2 separate regions of the Homo sapiens genome follow, and region 2 is linked to region 1. The links are chromatin loops, found by intact Hi-C in ENCODE. Cell type or tissue: OCI-LY7. All regions are shown on one strand.

The links. A loop is a pair of places that touch in the nucleus more often than their neighbours do. Peaks named below come from ENCODE experiments on the same cell type or tissue, not always from the same donor. Only the 100,000 strongest peaks of a DNase experiment are listed, where the experiment ranks them.
Region 2: a loop joins it to region 1, with 4 times the contacts of the local background. A loop is called at or near these places in 10 of 110 quality-filtered maps.

Annotation. Positions count from the first base shown.
Region 1 is chr16:10,970,393-10,972,892 of GRCh38, reverse strand. It overlaps CLEC16A (C-type lectin domain containing 16A), which reads right to left. Exons shown (of 24, transcript NM_015226.3): 5 at 1,663-1,768; 6 at 334-339. Among named protein-coding and RNA genes, the nearest start is that of CLEC16A, 27 kb to the right of the region's middle. RefSeq lists silencers at 566-743, 1,067-1,361. In OCI-LY7, CTCF peaks have their summits at 1,018 and 1,229 (motif pointing left); a DNase peak (open chromatin) is centred at 1,222.
Region 2 is chr16:11,370,705-11,373,204 of GRCh38, reverse strand. It overlaps LOC400499 (putative uncharacterized protein LOC400499), which reads left to right. Exons shown (of 67, transcript NM_001370704.1): 67 at 467-1,190. The coding sequence ends at 471. All of the region lies in intron 1 of LOC105371082 (a long non-coding RNA gene), which reads right to left. Among named protein-coding and RNA genes, the nearest start is that of RMI2, 26 kb to the right of the region's middle. RefSeq lists an enhancer at 1,980-2,480. In OCI-LY7, CTCF peaks have their summits at 1,053 and 1,255 (motif pointing right); DNase peaks (open chromatin) are centred at 1,284 and 2,424; H3K4me3 peaks cover 524 bases; H3K27ac peaks cover 1,604 bases.

The DNA.
Region 1 (2,500 bases):
AACTTGGGGAAGATTAAAAAAAAAACAAAAACAAAGCAAAACCCAAAAACCACAATGAAAAAGCCCTCTGCTATAATCTGAAATTGTCTGTCTTTCCTGGAAATACTTAAAAATGTTTATCTTATTCATAAAACTATAGTCATCAAGGCAGTTCTTATGATATTTTATACTTAAAAATAAATTAGTTGGGCTAAACATTAATGGTGCATGGGAGAGCCTACTTATCAGTAGCAGACTGAGCTAGACTACACTGAGAATTACACCATTCTCAAGCAAGGTATTTACATATAAGGGTAGATTAAGAAAGCAGAAAACCAGAGGTTAATAACTTACATGACACTGGAATAAGGAACACAGGAATCGTCATTGAAGGAAAAGCAAAAAACAGACAACAGTTAACAGGGTTAGGACCTGGGAAGGTGAGAGAGCTGCTCAGAGGGAGAGAGACTAGGGTGGGAGGCATCTGCACAGAGAGATAAGGTTAGAAGGAGACAGGAGAAAACAGAGCAGGAGGCAGCAGAACCAACTGTGGCTTGGACCAGGGTCACAATCTTACAAGCCTGCCACGTTGGCTAGTTGCCAGAGGTCCAGCGTGTGACCTGGGAGCACGGGCCTTGACCCCAAAGGGGCAGCTGCTTCTGTGCCAGCTGACCCCCCCAACTGCAGGACTGTGGGCCTTGACTAGCCAAATCTACATCTTCAAGGTGCAAATCCAGATTATCATGGAAGATCTCCCAATTTTTAAATACTGGCAACTACACATTTTTTCAAAAACTAAGCCAGTTAAAACATGTCTGATGGCTGGATATGGCCCACAGGTCCTCAGTTTGCGACCCCTGGGTGGGTCCAGTTGGGCTCTTAGAAAGGTTCTTAAATTTAATGTAAGCCCAGTGCTAGGCTGGAGTGAGTCCCTGAGAAGCCCCCACCCTCATTAGGGAGTAATAACATTTTGGCTCATGAAAGTCAAAGCCCTTTCATCCCTGAGAAAATAGTCCCATCTCCACTGTGGTGACTCCGGGGAAAATAACCCAGGAATTAGGCAGAGAACTTCCAAGCATCGCCTTGGAAGGGCAATTCCAGTTCAGGAAACTTGTGGCCAGGCAGCCTTTGTGTCAGTGCAGCGGAGAGTGGGGGAATGGCTTTTTCCCTGGGGCAATGTTTTGGGCATTAAGAACATCTTGAGGGAAAGGAGGAATTGTTAGTGCTGGGCTTTGCAGCCTGTTGGGAATACAACATTGCCCCCTGCTGTTCACAATGTGACATGCTTTTATATATTACTTAAAAGTCAAATTACCCCTTAGCTGTATTAAAGTATATTTCACAAGCCAAGACACAAAAATTTAAATGACACATTAAAAAGACAACTTTGCTTTCTCAAATTCTAAAACATAGCCACTCTGAATCCCACACGTGCCTCTCAGGACATCCTACTTCTATGTAGCAGCATGAGCAAGACTTCGACATGCCTGGAGAAGGCAAGGATTTCCATGAGCGGCCAGCTAAATGCTAGGGGATTCCAAGTTTTTCATGAGAGAAGCTGCCACGGCTCATCATCAATGTGCTCCCTCGTGACAATCGGAGAACTGTACGCACACACACGGGAGTGAGTGCTTGCTGCCAAGTCAGAAATCAGCCGAGACACAAGCCCATGAGGACACTTACCTTTATAGACATTCAAAGTTATGGTTCTTACAGCAATTCTAACCATGCTTTCAGGGTGGTTGAAAAACTTGATGGCTTCTGTGTACAGGGCAAAGTCATTGGTGTGCTAAAACAAAAGAAATAACGAAAACAAATTATAAGCCCATAAGCCAGGCCTGGCCCCACCCCAACTCTCTGAATTCCATCAGAGACTTCAGAAAAAGACAAAAAAAAAAAAAAAAATGTTGCCAATGTGAACCGTAAGTCAGTGGTTCATTCCCAATGGGGCATGTAGAAAGGGACAGGAAGGCAAAGCCATGGAAGAAACAGAAGAGTCCAAGTCCGTGTGGTGGTGCACACCCATAGTACCAGCTACTTGGGAGAGGCTGAGGTGGGAGGTTGGCTTGAGCCCAGGAGTTGGAGGCTGCAGTGAGATGTGATCGTGCCACTGCACGCCAGGCTGGGCAACAGAGCAAGACCCTGTCTCAAAACAAGAAAAAAGAAAAAAGAGCAGTAGTAGTGGTAGTAGTAGTAATCACTGATTGATTGGCTGGGAGTGGTGGCTCATGCCCAGAATCCCAGCACTTTGGGAGGCCAAGGAGGGGGGATTGCTTGAGGTCAGGAGTTTTGAGACCAGCCTGGGCAATGTGACGAGACCTCATCTCTACTTTGAAAATTATAATTAAAAAGAAAATGAGTCCAGATAATGTCAGACCTGGGTTCATTACCCATTCTACCACTTCTAACCTGTGCAATGCAGTATTTCTAAACCTCTGTTTCTACATCTATAACATGGGGATAATAACATCTACTTTATGGTTTCCAGATTAAATGAGATCATTTCTGGTCTTGTGCTTAT
Region 2 (2,500 bases), 400 kb before region 1:
ATCATGGCCTCCACTGCATGCTGTACTGAAGATCTCACCCACACAGTGAGCTCCCTTTAGCCCACACTTTGGGTTGGATGCATCCTGAGCTCTCAAAGCATCGTGTGCTAAGGTTCCGCCCTCCCCTTGGCTAGGAACTATGTCTTGGTCTTCTCTGTGTCGAGGGTGCTGGCAGCAGAACCTGACACAGAGTGAGCACTCCACAGATGCTTGTTCAATTTCCAAGGAACTCAGCAGGCTGGGCCTAGCACCGCTGCCTGCAAAGGCCCTGCAGCTGTAGGGGACTCATTGACCCATGCCCGCTGCTCTTACAAAAAGGCGGGAGGGAGATGAGTGGGAGTGGATGGGGAGTTGTCCTTTTAATAATGAAGGCCAGGGGCCCTAGCATAATTTATTTCAGGAAACAGCAGGGGCCCCTCTCCTCAGGGGCCCATAGCCTGGTCTTACTTTTCTCTCTCCTTTACAGTTTGAGATTTTGTCTATGCCAGCACTAGGCTGCCAGACTTCAAACTCCTTCACCTTCTACTGCAATTCCAGCTCCCTGACAATGACAAGATTCATGGCTGGGACAGAATAACCAGCATGGAATGCCGGGAAACTCAGAACCGCACGTGCTGCAAACGCACGGAAGCAGGGCTCATTGCCACTGGGCTCAAAATACTTCCGGGGGACATGAAACTCTCCCACTGGTCTGAGTAATTCTCCCCCTTCCTCCACACTTCCACTGCAAACCAGGAGACAGTGCGGCCAGCAAGTACCAGCTCTGCAGAGAAAACTCCACCTGGCCCCTGTTCATGCCCAAGAGATTTATTCACTTATTCAACAGCCATTTGGGAAGCCACTGCTTCAGAACGCTGACTGCGTGGTGGGGGACACGAAGCCAGGTCCTCAGCTGCTTGGTACTGGCTTTCCCTGCCTGATCCAGGGGTCTTTTCAGGCAGGAGTTTCCTTGAAGGGAAGTGATGGCCCCAAGCCTCTTAATCAGAAGCCCAGGTAGGCAGCTTCTCTCTTTGGGGTAGACACACTGGGACTGAATGCTTCAGGGGACCCTGGGGAGGGCCTCTGTTTTGGTAGGGGCACCTGTGAACTCAGGCCTCCAGGCTACATCATTGGAAGTGTTTTACTTTCTTTTGGGAATGTAACTTTTTCCTTTGAGTTTTCAACTGAAAAATAAAGCTGGCAGAATCCAAGAACATGTCTCTAGATTGCTGGGGTTGATCATCCACTCAAGAGAGGGGGAGGCGTGGGCAGCTATGGAATCTGCTCACCGATAGGGGGTGCCCTCGAGCCCTCTCTGCACTGAGCCTGGTAGGAGCTTGTAGGGCCCAGATTCCAGAGCAAAGGGCAAGGCATCAGCCACGGGGACTGAGGCAAGCTGAAGGCCAGACTTGACCGTCCTTGACCTCCGCCCCACCATCCCCCCCATGAATCCCTGGTGCATAGCAGGTGCTAGATGAAGTTCAGAAGAAAGAACTCCAGGGTGAATGGGAACAAGAAGGTTGGTCCTCCACACCCCCACACTGGAGGGAAGACAGAAGGGAGAGTGGCTGTGATTTGAGTGCTTTGCTGTGGTTACAGCCTAAAGACCCTGGAGACCAGGCACTGCTCCAAGTGCCTTGAAAGATGTTTGATCTGGGGGCTGGGTGCAGTGGCTCACGCCTGTAATCCCAGCACTTTGGGAGGCCGAGGCGGGTGGATCATGAGGTCAGGAATTCAAGACCAGCCTGGCCAACACGGTGAAACCTCATCTCTACTGGAAAAAAAAAAAAAAAAAAAAAAAATCCGGGCATGGTGGCTGGCGCCTGTAATCCCAGCTACCCAGGAGGCTGAGGCAGAGAACTGCTTGAACCCAGGAGGCGGAGACTGCAGTGAGCCAAGATCACACCACTGCACTCCAGCCTGGCGACAGAGTGAGACTCCGTCTCAAAAAAAAAAAAAAAAAGTTTGGGTCGGGCACAGTGGGTCACGCCTGTAATCCCAGCACTTTGGGAGGCCAAGGTGGGTGGATCATGAGGTCAGCAAATCGAGACCATCTTGGCTAACACGGTGAAACCCCGTCTCTACTAAACATACAAAAAATTAGCCGAGTGAGGTGGCGGGCTCCTGTAGTCCCAGCTACTTGGGAGGTTGGGGCAGGAGAATGGCGTGAACACGGGAGGTGGAGCTTGCAGTGAGCGGAGATCGTGCCACTGCACTGTAGCCTGGGCGACAGAGCGAAGGCTCCATCTCAAAAAAAAAAAAAAAAAAAAAGTTTGATCTTAGGCCTTACAATAGTCCAATGAGGAACGGATGATCCCCACTTAATGAGAGAAGAAACAAAGGCTCAGAGAGTTGAGGGGATTTCCCCAAGGTCATACAAGCTACAAACAGCCAGGATGGCACTGACGCGGGCCTGCCTGCCTCCCAAGGCTGCCCAAGCTCACTCAACCCCCACTTCTGCTTTTGCAATAAAAGAAAAGCAAATCACTGGTGCTCAGGGGCCCATGAGCAATTCAGAGTC